2 separate regions of the Homo sapiens genome follow, and region 2 is linked to region 1. The links are chromatin contacts, found by Hi-C in ENCODE. All regions are on one chromosome and are shown on one strand. The core of a region is the stretch at or near the end of the contact, and the rest is flanking DNA. Distances in the headings are between cores, read along the strand shown.

Region 1 (7,103 bases), core at 1,406-3,905:
GGAGCTCCCCAAAAGAAAATGGGGAACACTGCAGGCAGGCACATTAGCTGAGGTTCTGTGGACATGTGCTATCCAAGAGCCCCAAAGGGTGGCTACTAAGGCAATGCCCATTTACAGTTGCGGAAACAGGCCCCAGGAGGCAAGATGTCCCAGCCGATGTCTCTCAGCAGGACAAAGACGCTAGCAGTGTTCACTTGGGACCTAATCTGCAGTTGCCTCCTGCCAACCCCCAACCCCGGCCCACCCCGCACCCCAGCCAGCTCCCAGCCCTCAGGCTTTGCTGGGCCCCCTGCAGGGATGGCTCAGCACCAGACCTAGGGCGTGGGCCTGGTGACCAGGTCTGGGGGTGGGAACATCAGGGCATAAATCCTGACCCAGCTGACAGTGCCCCGGGGCAGACACAGAGGCCCTAGTGTCACCTTCCTGTCCCCACCCTTCCTGGCATGTTTCACAAGGTCAGAGGTGCTGGGTGGGGTGAACAAGCACATAAACCTTGGCCCCAGCCAGGTCAGCCTTGAGCTTCCGACCTGATAAATGGACAGAGAAGAGGACGAGGCCTGGCCCTGCACTGACCTTTAGGGCCAAGAAAGAGTGAGTCACAGAGGGCCAAGCTGCAGTGGGGATATCCAGGGGCCTGAGTGGAAGCCACAGCCAAGCCCCATCCAGGAGCATGCAGAGAGGGACCTGGAGCAGATACCTCAGGTGTTGGGGTGGGGTGTCCAGCTCACAGGCCCAGCCTGGGCCTCCTAACACCAAATGCAGCCACCACCACCCCCAGCCTGCTCCTCCCTTCAACTCTGGCTCCAGCCTGGACATTGGACAAACTCCGATTGCCACCTGAGTAGCTGGAAAGGACCCAGCCCTTCTCTCAAGCAGTTCATGAGGAGGGGGGCGGGTGGAGTGTGCACGCACACATTTGCTTATTCATTCGACACGCATTTGTTAGTGCCTGCTTTATGCACGGTGCTAGGTGCTGGGGACTCGGATCTTATTTTGCTGCATCAGTCCTGAGAAGGACTACCTGCAGGGATGTGTGAGGGCGGTGGGGGCACACAGCAGGCAGATGCCAACTCTGTGTGGGGTGCTCAGAGCTGAGCATTGCAGGATGCGTAGGAGTTTGCCAGGTACAGAATGGGCAGAGGCGTGGAGATGAGAAGGGTCTTGGAGGGTGCTAGGAAGGGCTGGTGGCCAGGGTGGCTGGAGTGCAGGGAGTGGACGGGGAGTGATGGGCAATGAATCTGAAGGGGGCAGGGACCGGAATGTCAGGCCATGGAACTGGGACTTGATGCCGTGGCAATGGGGAGTCATGGTGGGGTTTACACAGGGGAGAGGCCAAAAGCTCAGTGTCCTCTCTGCTAGCTCAGCCCCAAACATCTTCCTCTCACCTCCTGACGCAGCAGATAAGGACAGCAAGGCTCAGAAAGGCCAGGTTTCCTGTCCCTCCCCGATCCTCAGCCCCTCATCACCCGTGGCTGGACTCCCTGTGTGGCCTGGGCCAAATATTCAGCTCTTCTGGGCCTCAGTTTCTGTGTCTGTAAAACGGGGATCATCATGGAAGGAAGGAAGAGTTTAGTGAGGTAAGAAGGCTACACAAGTAGCCCGCCTGTCTCCCTCAGGGGAGGCAAGACAGACTGGTTCCAGACCATTTGCTACCCCAGGAAATGGCTGGGCAAGGTCTCTCTGAGAGCTGGAATGACCAGGCTGAACACAGGGCTGTAGGTCAGGCATCTGCTAGAACCCAGGTACTAGAGATCAGAATGCCCTATACACACACACACACACACACATACACACACACCCAGAACAGTGGCAGACACCCCCTCCCCTCCTCAGATGCGTTTCACCAGGTTCCCCCACACTCACAGCCACGCGCCTACAGAGATGCAAACTCACACACAGCTCCCGGTGTCCTGCAGGCCTCAGGGTAGCCCTGGTCCCAGTGTGCTAGGGACAGTCCCACCTCATATCCACTGCCTTGGCCTAATTAGCAGTGCCCCTTTCTTATTCATGTCCATGTCCACAATAAACTGTCTGATAAACCACTACATAGCGGACACACTGGTGTTGCCTTTCCTCTCCAGAGAGGTTCTCAACCATGCATGTGTGTATGTGTACACACGTGTGTACATGCAAGTGTGCGTGTGCATGTGTTCATGTGCGTGTCTGCGTGCATGTGTGTCTGCTTGTGTGCATGTTAGTGTGTGTGCGTGTGTGTGTGCCAGAGACGCCTTTGGCAGTCTGGGCAAGCCTGTAGGCTCTTAAATGCCGATTAGATTTAAATTATAGTTATCAGAATACTAAAAGGGGTCTGTGACGTGGCGCTACCTGGGCTTCCTTCTTAACCCAGTGAATGACACGGTCTAGCAGCGGGTCTAATACCCACTGCAATTTCAAAGTACTAAGGAAGGAAAGCGAGATTGCGCCATCTCTGAAATCAGTAGTGCTACTATAGCTCATTGCGTTCATAATTAAAGGACATGCTATGTTCCAATTAGAGTACAAAAGATGTTATTTCTGCCCATCCACGTTCACGCACCCCCACCTCGATTTCTCTCCAGGTCCTGAAAGCTGCTGTGCGACGCGGTCCTCGGACCTGGCCACCTGCCTCGCCCCGGCCGGGCCTGGCCTGCACTGGCCCGCACCGGCCCGCACCGGTCAGCACCGCCTCGCACCGGTCAGTACCGCCTCTCCGCTGTCCGCTCCTGCGCAGCCGTCCGCAGTTCCGCATGCCACCGCCAGGTGTCGCTGCACACACGCCGTGGCCCCGAGGCTCCTCTGCAAGCCGCTCCGCGAGGCTCTAGGGGGCCCCCCAGGGTCCTGTTTCCCGCGGCCCGCAACTTATCTGTGCACAGAGCACCCCCACGCTGCGCTAGGAACTTCCGCTGCTCCCCCACCACCTCACTCCTTCGTGCCTTTGAGCATGCTGCCTGCAGTGCCTGCCCTGATCTCCGGCTGGGTGATTCCTGCTGCACGTCAAAACCCACTGGAGGCAACACCTCCTCCAGGAAGCCTTCCCTGATGCCACTATAATGGCCCCTCTTGAGTTTCCACAGCCCCCTGTGTCTGCCTCATCATTGCAGTGACTGCCAACATGGTTGTGTCTGTTTCTGTGTCTGACTCCCCACTAGAATGTGAGCTTTGGGAGTATGGGGAGGGCCACGCAGTGGGCTGTTATGTTTTGTTTTTTAAGTAGACTTAATTTTTTAGAACAGTTTTAGGTTCCCAGGAAAACTGAGCAGAAAGTACAGAGAGTTCCCACACACTCCCTGCCCCTACACGTGCACAACCTCCCCTCTATCAACATCCCCAGCAGAGGGGTGCATGAGGGACCTGCACTGCCACATCAGTGTCACCCACAGCCCATGGTTTACGTGAGGGCTCATTCTTGAAGCTGTACATTCCATGTGTTTGGACAAATGTACAACGACCCTTATCCACCATTATTGTATCACACAGAATAGTGTCACCGCCCAAAAAATTCTCTAAACTCCACCCGTAATCCCCTGTGCTCCCTTCCCCCTAACCCCTGGCAACCACAGATCTTTTTACTGTTCCCATAGTTTTGCCTTTTCCAGAATGTTGTATTGTTGGAATCATACAGTGTGTAGCCTTTTCAGATTGGCTTCAGATTGGCTGGGCCACATGGCAAAACCCCGCCTCTACAAAAAATACAAAAATCAGTTGGGCGTGGTGGTGCATGCCTGTAGTCCCAGCTACTCAAGAGGCTGAGGTGGGAGAATCACATGAGCCTGGTAGGTTGAGGCTGCAGTGAATCGTGATTGCTTCACTGCACTCCAGCCTGGGTGACAGAGAAAGACCCTGTCTGAAAAAAAAAAAAAAAAAAAAAAAAAAAAAAAAAAACAGCCAAACTGTTTTCCAAAGTGGTTGTGCCATTTTGCATTCCCACCAGCAATGAATGTGAGTTCCTGGTGCTCCACATCCTCGCCAGCATTTGGTGTGTTAGTGCTTTGGATATGAGCCACTCCAGTAGGTGCGTGGCAGTATCTCATGGTTGGTTTAACTTGCAGCTCCCTAATGATATACCTATGTGGAGCATCTTTCAGGTGCTTATTTGCCATCTGTGTATCTTCTTGAATGAGGTGTCTGTTTAGATCTTCTGCCCACTTTTTAATTGGGTTGTTTTCCTATTATTGAGTGTTAAGAGTTATTTGTAGATTTTGGATAATAGTCATTTATCAGCTATGTCCTTTGCAAATATTTTCTCCCAGTCTGTGGCTTTTCTTCTCATTCTCCTGAGCAATGAGGTTTCCCTTACAGAGTTGAATCCCTGTGTGGCCCTAGGCAAGTCATACACTCTCTCTGAACCTCAGTTTCCACCTCTATAGATGGGGCTGGGAGCCCTCCCTCCAGGTTGTAGGTGGGAACAGGATCTGAGCAACGCAGAGCCTGCCAGCACAGAGCCTGGACACGGCAGGGGCTGCCGGTAGATGCTGGTGGAACTGAGTCACCTCCATTCCCTTGGGGGTGCATTTTGCCCACAGTTCCATCATTAAAGCCCCTAGCTATCAACGATGGTTCCATCCATGGCAGAGCAGGCCAGGCCAAGCCAGCCCACAAATCTGTTTGCAGGAAGATTCCTGTGGTTGGAATCCCTTGGTCTTAGGAATGGGTCAGAGGAGCAGACCCCAGGGAGCCCTTGGGATCATGGACAGACCTACTGTTCAAGGGAGGGGTGGCCACTCTGCCCAAATTCCCTCAAGGACCACCCCTCACTCAGTATCCCATCCTCTCCCCACTTGGTCCCCACAGACCTCTGGCCTCTGCTCCCACCGCACCTTTCCCTCCAGCCACACTGGCTGTGGGAAAGCCTTGCAGCCCTTCCTGCAGTCAGAAACACCTTTCCCCCGTGCCACTTGTCCAAATCCACCCCTCCATTAGTTGCAGGCAGAGCGGCCAGGCTGGGGCTGCAGCCACGAGGGGGCACTGTTGCCCCGCAGCTGCGTCAGAACTCATCCACAAAGCTGGAAGGTGCTTCTGTCCCACCAGCTTGCAGAGCGGCAGGCGAGGAGAATGCCTGTCTCACAAAGCTATGGAAGCTAAACGAGGGGAACGTCAGTGGCCCCATCCCACACCCGGGACCTGCTGGGGCCGCTCTGATACCTCCTGCGATGGGTGCTCACTGCCTCCAGCCAGGCTGCCCAGCCCTTGGCGGGAAAAGCTCTGCCTGGAGACAGGGCTTTGCAGTGGACCCAGTCTATTTTGCAGAAGCCATAAGGTGCTGTGGGGCAACGGGGTCTTCCAAATGAAAAACGTTGAGAAGAACAGATTTACCTTGGGAACCATAAGAAAGAAGCAGTTTGGGGTTTCCAGAGCAGCCCAAAACCTAAAAGGGCACGTGAAATTCCTCAGTGTTGACATGTTGGCTCAAAACTTTTCTAAATATTGTGCCCAAGCCAAGCAATGACCCACTTGAGCCTACAGCCCACAGGATGGGATGCTGGTTTTGGGTGTAGCTCAGTGACTCAGAGAAAGCAGAACCCTTAGCGCCCGTGTGCAGAACAGCCGGCAAGCAAGCGCGGCACGCCCCTCCACTTGGCACATCTCAGGAAGTGGGATGATTGATGGGGACGCACAGGCTTTCTGGAGGGCAGCCTGAAAAAATGGGGTCAAAACTGGAGTACAGACACCCATGATCAGCAGTTCGCTCCTTGGTTGCATGTCCAGGGAAGTCCACAAATGGGCCCCCTTCTCTGCAGCAGAGTCTGTGGGGTGCGTACCTGGGAGCAGCCTGGACACGTGATCCCAGGGAAAGTGTGGGGTGCCCCTCGGAGGACTCCGTAGCAGGCACCAGCAACAGACAAGATGTGCGCCAACAGGAAGGAACACTTAACACTGCTGACTACACAATCAGGGAGCCGAGTGGCATCCGTAACACCAGGCTGCAAAGCAACTGCAAATATGTGCACCAAAGAGTGCACTGCAGCGAGTGGGGAGGAAGAGAAACTTCACAGTGGAGAGACCCAATCAGCACGACCTCAGCCAGATGGGCAACGCCAGCATCACAAGGGATGCCTCATGTTGACAGCAGCTGCCCTCCATTGGATGTGCTGATCAGGGCACTTTACCTCTGTGATCTTCCTCCCCAGACCCACAATCCCAGTCTAATCATGAGAAAAGTGTCAGACAAACCCCAGTAGCGGGCATCCTACGATGTATCGGGCCAGTCCTCCTCAACTGTCAAAATCGTCAAAACCAAGGCAAGAGCCAGGCATGGCGGCGTGTACCTGTAGTCCCAGCACTTTGGGAGGCTAAAGTGAGAAGATTACTTGAGACCAGGAGTTCAAGACCAGCCTGGGCAACACAGAGAGACCCCCCCCCATCTCAAAACAAAAACAAAATCCCAGAGCTAGTCTAAGAAACCGTAATGTGTATCCCAGAGGAGGTCCTGGGACAGAAAAAGGACATTAAATAAAAGCAAAGGAAAGCTAAATAAAGTATGGACTTTAGTTAAGAATGTATCAATATTGATTGACACATATCTCACTGTGCACATATAGTAATGTAAGGTGTTAACAGTAAACGGAATTAGGTGGGGGACTACTCAGAATTATCTTTGCACCTTTTCTAGAAATCAAAAACTATTCTAAGACTAAAACTTTATTTTAAAAAATACATGCCCACCGCACCACAGTACCCATTTTCTAAACCAATTTTCAGCACAGAGATACACAATGAAGGTGTTAGGATGGAGGCCGGCGGGGCAGGGATGGGGATATTGACACAGCCCCCAGGGACAATGGTGTGGGTGAGTGCCAGCCTTCACCCCCTAGCTCTCCAAAACTAACCCAACAGGAAGGCCAGGGGCCCCAGGCACTCCCCACATGCCCTCTGCATGCCCTGATGGTGGGGCAGCTGCACAGACCTGCCCATCATGGTGTGCCCATCTCTAGCTGGTCCCAGGCTGGCCATGCCCAGAGAGGACAGGCAGGCTGACCCAGGTGTGGGCCCCACAGGCAGCAGGAAGGCCCTGGCAGGGGAGGCCAGCAGGTGGGCTGGGTGCTGCCCTGACCGTGTGGGACTAACACATATGAGTGTGTCTGGGGTCTGGGGACCTGTGTTCCATTCCACACACCCCTCCTCAG
Region 2 (7,103 bases), core at 1,265-3,764, 660 kb after region 1:
CTTGGGGTGGAGGGAGCTCTCCCGGTAGACCTCCAGGAGAGTTGGCTTAGGGAGCAGTCTTGGGGACCAGAACAGCCTTGGCGACCTCTGGACCCTGACCCATAGGGGGCAGGTGGCAGCAGGGGGATGAGGTGTAATGGGGGCTGTTGTTGGAAACCTGTCCCACCTGCCAGCCTGAGGATGAGACACTCCTGGGCCAGGGTCTTAGAGTGTGGGACCCCCGCCCCCACCGCAACCTCCCGCTACAAAACCACCTGCCCTTGGGCTCTAAGCAGGCAGGGTGGGTTGGCAGAGGTGAGTCAAGCTTCTCCCCACCCCTAATAGTCCTGGGGAACTTCCCCTCCCATGTTTCTGCCAGGCAGTTGTCACTTTAAATTGCCAAGCTCTCAACTGTCACAGCTGATCTGTTCCTGGAGCAAAGGGAGCAGAAAGGTGACAGTGGGTGTCCCCTCCCCCTGGCCTTGTCCAGGAGATGAGGCTCACAAGGACAGCAGTCGGCTCTGCCTGGTCAGCTTTGTGAGTGTTGCTCTGAGCATGCCCAGTGATCTGTGGTGGTGAGGGACCTGTCCTAGACTGGGAGCAGGGGTCTGGTTGTGCACTTTGATGAGCCACCGTTTCATTTTGTGGTCAGGCTCCACCAGGCAGTGGACACATTGGCCTGTGCAGCCCCCTCTGAACAATTCTGAATTAAGGTGACACAGGAATAGCTTTCTCGTCACCCTCCCCTGCCCCCAGTATGATGCCCACCTCCTCATTACAGTTGGCAAGATGGCCAGGCTGCTGAAGCCATGTGCAATTAGAGCCCAGAAACCAGATTTAAGGGGAAAGAAGAGAAATTGCCTTAGCGGTGCCATCTCCTCCCACCCCCCACCCCCCACAGGAAAAGATAAACTGAGAGGTGACTTGGGGTGGCCACAATGCCCACAGCCCAGCCATTAAGCATCAGTGCCGGAGGGAGCATCCCGGAGCCACCCTACTGTGTTAGAGATGGAGAACTGAGGCCAGAGAGAGGCAGGGACATGTCCAAGGTCACACAGCGTATTCAGAGCCGAGGGGCCCTGTCCCCAGCTCTCCAGCAACCCAGTCATCCTGAGAGGGCTGCTTCCTGGGGAATGCTCGGAGGACTCGGTGTCCCCTCAGAGGTCTCTGCAGTGGAGGGACAAGGGAGGGGGCCTGTGCTCACCTCTGCAGGGGACTGTCTCCTGCACGGTTTGCAAACATTAGGTAATCTTGGGTCTCATGACTGGAGTTGCCACTCTCTTTCAAGGCTGCTTAAAGGGCCCATGGCAGCCCGCCCTTCCAGCCGCTGCTCTGACCAACCTGCCCTGCCCTGCCTGTCCCATGCCTGCTGTCCCCACACCACCACCCTTGGTTTTAGTCATGCTCCCTTCCCCCATTGTCCAGAGGGGAGTGCTGAGGCCACACCAGAAGAACTGCGACCATTTGTGTCCTCAGCTTTCCTGCACACAGTTTCAGCCATTGGTATAAGGGGTGGACCTAAGCACCTAAGTGTCCCCAGCCAAGAATACAGCCATCCTTTGTTCTTGTAGGAAGCTGCCCATCACTGGGCTGTGCAAGCTGGAGCTGCCTTTGTGCTGGTCAGGGAGTCTGAATCTGGCCTCTGGTAGGAGAGTTGACCAGAGCCCTCATCACTCCCCCTGCCCCTCATAATTAGGCAGGTGGGGAGTGGGGGGCTGCTCATTCCTATCAAGAGGTGTTTCTCACGTGCAAGAGGCTGGCAAAAGCCCATTCTGTTGGTGAGGTCCGTGTAGACTGGGGTCCCACGCACTGCCGCATCTCAGATCAGCATTCATTACCACCATGCAGTGAGATGCAAACCTGCTTGTGGGAGCAGCATTTTCTGGAGCCCCCTGCCTTTCCACTGGGCCCCCGCCTCGCCCTGCTTTGGCTCCTGCGGGAAGGAACACCCCACCCCTGCCATCTGGCAAACTCCGTTCATCCTTCATCACCCTCATCCATGATACCTCTTTGGCAAATCCTGCCCTGAGTCCCTGAATCTTCCCCGCGGGGATACCATTATCACTGAACAGAAGGGCGATGCAAAGCAGGGCGCAGGTAGGGACTGACTTTAGACCCCTGGTAATATACCAGTCTTCCAGACTCCCTCTCACCCCCTGCCTCGGGGCTATTCAGTGGGGCCATCATAGCAAGCGTCAGTTTGGAAAAGCAGGAAGCAGGCTGCTAAATTCTCAGTGACTTAGAGAACTGTGACTCAGAGAACTGTGTATGTGGCTTTCTAATCCAGCAGGATTGCAGTGCAAACCCAGCGAGCATTTTTTTCTAAGCATCTACTCCATGCCAGACCTGATCACAGGGGCTTTCACATGTATTTCCCATTTCGTCTGCAAAACCACAAACCTATCATTCCCTTGTATGATGGTTCTCGAAGCATAATATTAAAACAGTGTCAATCCCACAGGCCAGCTGGAATGATGTAGGATGCTGCACCATTGATTGTCCTTTCAGCGTTGCTCGGTTGCCCCAGAGCCCCAGCAGTTTACCAGTCTGTGTACCCAGACACCCTCAGGGTGGCATTCCTCTGGGAAGGGCTTCAGACTCAAGTGCGCGGAGTCCAGACTGACCCAAATAAATCCCTGCGTGCCGTGTGTGACAGCATAGAAAGCCAGCTGTGGGAGCTAATGACCTCTGTACACACAGCTTGGGCCTTACCTGCTGTCTTTTTAGAAGGTAACCCTGGCCTGCGTCATTCCTTATCCAGTTGTGCTTACACAATTTCTTCTTCCAGACTGTGAACTCCCTGAGGGCAGAGTGGGGCCTGAGGCATTACTTCATCCCTAGTGCCAGGGGAGGATATAAGTTCTTGTTGTGCCTGACTGAGACTGAGCTGAATCCAAACAAGGAACAGGCTGCCTTAGAAGGCAGTGAGTTTCCCTCATCGGTGTGTGGAGTGAGGCCAGGTGGAGGATTCACAAATTTCAGTTAGCTGAGATGCCCTGCAGGACCATTTTAGCTCCAAGACTCCCACAGCCAATGATTTATTTTTTCAGTGATCCAAGGACTTGGTGGAAAGCTATCAGGATAGTAACACAGGTTTGTAACAATCCTAAAAGTGCCAACGTGTTTTAATAAAGCCAAGTGCCGAGGGGTATTATGGGAGCATTTCATTATTTAGCTCAGCCAGATGCTGAACTAGGACCAGGTTTGGGGCTTATCCAAGTGGACTGAGGGTTTGGTATAAAAGGAACCAGGAAGAAAATTGAGCATCTTATGGCTAATCCTTGAGCAGCAGCTGGGGTCTCTGTCTGTCACTCTAACTTAGGAGGCCTTTAGGTCAGAGAGCCGGACTCTTTGTTGCTCTGGACAAGTCCCTTCCCCTCCCTGAACCAAAGCTTCCCCATCTTTATCATGGGGGACCTAATCCCTACCCAGGCTTCCTTACTGGGGGCTGCGAGTTTGGAAGAGACCGGAAAAACACTTTAGAAGTCAGAACCAGCACTCAGGAGGGTTGAGGGCGGGTGAGGACAAGAGGGACTGAATCCCACAGATCGTGGTAAGCTCAGGTGTGTGGAGTGGCCCAGGGCCAGCCAGCCTTTTGGGGGCTTCAGAGTCATGGATGGGGTTCAGCCTTTCTGTGCTTCCAGTTCAGTGATCCTAGGGGTGCTTGAAGGCAGCTGGGCTGGGTTCGAATTCCAGCTGTCAGCTTCCTAGCTTTGTGCATGACCTTGGACAAGTCACTAGGCCTCCCTGTTTTCTCCTCTTTAAAATGGGGTGATGATGGTACCCACCTCCTAAGGCAGTTATGAAGATAATTCTGTGAAAGTGTGTCAGTATCATACAGTTGTTTTTCTGTTTTCTCCTTTGGGATATCACAGAAGCCACCAGGGATTTCTAGGATCTGAAAGTGCAAATAGAAGCATCAGCTCCATTCATTTACTCATTCAGCAAATATTTATGGAGCACCTACTATGTGCCAGATTTTCAGTTTGGTGCTGGGGTTACCACTGGAGCAAAAGAGACCGAAAGCCATGCCCTCCGGGAGCTTTTATTCTAGTGGCAAGAGACCCACAATACATAAGCAAACAAAATAATTTTGGAGTGCTAAATGCTAAAATCAACCCATCTGCTCCAGTTGGTGTTAAATGTGATTTGCAATGGAAGAACTCTTCCAAAGAGACCAGAGAGGAGAGCCTTGGTTTGGGCTTTGCCTAACCTAGATTCTAGTCTTGGCCCTGCTGGCTTCTAACTTGCTTTGCATCGTTGGGCAAGTTCCTTCCTGTCTCTGATCCTCAGTTCTTGTCTGTGACATAAGAGAGCAAGATGAGCCCTTCTAGCTCGGATGCTGCTGCCTGGTGGCTCTGCAGTCACAGCTTGGAGTCCATGCCTTTCCCCACCCTTATCACATGTACCTTTCTATTTTAAATGTGGTCACCTGTCATAGAGAAGGGTGCAAGGACAAACATGCACAGCTTAAAGAAAAATAAGAACATGCGTGTGACCACTGCATGGGTCAAGAGACTGAGCATTGCCCAAAGCCCCCGTGTGCCCCTCCCCAGCCTGCTCCTCAGAGATTGTCGTCATCCTGACTTTGTGCTAATAATGTCCCTCTTGCCCTTCCTGTCGTACCACCTATGGAACAGCTTTTTACAATATAATTTTGCTTTTATTATTTTTGAGCTGAATATAAACAGGCTGTGGATATTTGTTCAGGTCTGGCTCCTTTTGCTCAAAGTTGCATCTGCGAGATTCACCTATGCAATAAGTTGCTGTTCATTCTTTTATTTTTATTGTATTTATTTTTATTTTTATTTTTATTTTTTTGAGATAGAGCCTCGCTCTGTCGCCCAGGCTGGAGTGCATTGGCGCAATCTCAGCTCACAGCAACCTGCACTTCCCGGGTTCAAGCAATTCTCCTGCCGCAGCCTCCCCAGTAGCTGGGATTACAGGCTCCTACCACCACGCCTGGCTAATTTTTTGTATTTTTAGTAGAGATGGGGTTTTGCCATGTTAGCCAAGCTAGTCTCAAACTCCTGACCTCAAGTGATCCACCTGCCTCGGCCTCCCAAAGTGCTGGGATTACAGGCGTGAGCCACCGCGCCCAGCTGTCCTTTTAAATAAATAGTATTTCATTGTATCGACAGGCCACAGCTTATGTATGCAGTCTACTGTGATGGACCACATGGGTTGTTTTCAGTTTGGGGCTGTTGCTCTTGAACCTGTGTCCCAGCACACATGGCATGAGCTGTCTCTGGGGCACATACTGGCTGTAAAGCAAGCATACAGCCTTGCCCCAACCCCACACTGGGCATTGTCGGTCTTTGTCGTTTTCACTCACCTGGTGGGTGGGTAATGGTTTCTTGCTGTGGTTTGAATTTGCATCTCCCCGATGAGGTTGGGGATCTTTTGTTTGTCCATTGGCTGTTTGGATTTCATCATTGGTGGAGTGCCTGTTCATGCCTTTCACCCATCTTGGGCTGTCTTTTTATTTCTTTACGATTTGGAGGCTTCTTTGGGTGCTACAGATTCTAATCCTTCGTCAGTTATCCACATTGTAGACCTCTTCTCCCTCCCTCCTGCCTGCCTTTTTCACTCTTTACAGGGTGTTGGGATAAACTTCTCAATTTCAGAATTCTTAATTCAAGTAGTCAACTTTCTCACTTTATTAACATTTTTCGTGTTTTGAGAAACTCATTCCTACCCTGTAATCATGAAGATTCTCGTTATTCACCTTTCACATTAGGTCTTTAATCCACCTGGAATAGATTTTCATCTACGGTCTCTCTCTCTCTCTCTGACACATGCACATGTGTGCACATGCACGGCCCCAGGTGCACACATATACCCATTCCCAGGTGGCCCGGCACCATTTGGTGAGAACCGTGTTCTTTTCCCTACCTGCACTGCCCCCAGCACGTACCATACCTCTCGCTACAAGGCAGGCAGTGGCCCAACTGCAGGCTGTGGGCTGGGAGGTGGTAGGGACAGGGCGAGGGCAAGGCGGACAGCCCTCCCCGCCCCCAGCAGGACCAGCTGCTGCTCCTGCCAAACAGGTCTGTGGGGCTGCAGTGTCACGTGTCTGGCTGGCGCTGACTCGGGAGCTGGCGGATTAAGCAGGGGCTCAGGGTTTATGACCCGCACTGGCCGCAGCACCAGATGGGGGACGGCTGAGGGAGCTCATCTGTGTGGGCAGCAGAGGAGGCCTGAGAAGCCAGCCAGGCTGCGGCTGTTTGTGGCAGGAGGCCCCCACCCACAGCACTGGACCAAGGTAAGGGAAGGGTGGGATGGGCCAGCCCCACTATTAGTATCTCTAGCTGGAAAATAAAATGTCCCCTCCCAAGCTCCTTCTATCTTGGTCTGTTGGGGCAGCTGAGATCTGGGAGATGCCACAGCCCACAGCAAGCCCCTGCCGGGTCTCGGTCCCCTGTGGGGAGCACACATGAGCTCACATATGCGCACAGGCACCCTGCCAGCCTGGTTCTCGTCCCAGCTCCTCGTCCTCTTCAGTGCCTAGTATGTGCCTCTGGGTGGGAGGGTCACTGCCAGCCGTTAGCCTGCCCCCTAGACCCTGGTGCCTTTCCCCAGGCGGTGCCCCATGCCTGGCCTGGCAGGACGCAGCCAGTAGAGGACCGACCTCCCACTCTCGGGTTCACCAGGCAGGGGAGAGGGGAAGGGAATGAGTGCGTGCTGAGCACCTCTGTGTGTCAGATACCTCATCTTGGGCCATCGTTACTCCTGCCTTCCAAGGTAGGAAAGATTCACCTGTTTCATAGATGAGGAAACTGAGGCTCACAGAGGGGCTGAGGATGGCCACCTGCATCTCAGTAGTCTGCCTGTGTGACCCCAAGGAAGCTGCAGGCTCTGCTCCTGGCCCCCGGGGAACTCTCAGTTGTCTGACAAGGCACATTGCCTCTGGCGCAGGGCTGCTGTTACCTGGGGCTCCAGGGAACTCTAGGCCTCTGGGGAAAAAGTCGGGACAAAGAGCAGGAGCCAGAGCCTCAGGTCCCAGCCCAGCTCCCAGCCCAGCCTGTGACGTAGCCTTCCCTGTAGCATGCTGTCAGCCTTGGCCAGTGGGTGTGACCTGGGCGCAGGGGTCCAGCCTGCGGTGACCTTGCTCCATTTCCTCG

The links. Hi-C counts contacts between places; a loop is a spot of excess contacts on that map. Pooled maps may share reads with other maps.
Region 2: a map of posterior cingulate gyrus shows a loop between it and region 1 (4-fold over the local background). The contact joins the enhancer-like site here to the promoter of LINC00620 in region 1. A Hi-C loop is called at or near these places in 2 of 168 maps with a recorded cell type or tissue (IMR-90 and posterior cingulate gyrus) and 8 of 50 pooled maps.

The regions. Positions count from the first base shown.
Region 1 is chr3:13,646,273-13,653,375 of GRCh38, reverse strand. LINC00620 (long intergenic non-protein coding RNA 620) reads right to left here and starts at 2,655. Exons shown (of 6, transcript NR_027103.1): 1 at 2,543-2,655. LOC100293612 (a long non-coding RNA gene) reads left to right here. Exons shown (of 2, transcript XR_110033.3): 2 at 4,900-6,263. RefSeq lists an enhancer at 5,018-5,177.
Region 2 is chr3:12,986,112-12,993,214 of GRCh38, reverse strand. The region is part of intron 1 of IQSEC1 (IQ motif and Sec7 domain ArfGEF 1); the gene reads left to right. Among named protein-coding and RNA genes, the nearest start is that of IQSEC1, 84 kb to the left of the region's middle. RefSeq lists a silencer at 992-1,286 and an enhancer at 992-1,286. Within about 2 kb of position 2,514, at least 7 of the 41 ENCODE cell types and tissues checked have a DNase peak (open chromatin) inside an H3K27ac peak, as active enhancers do.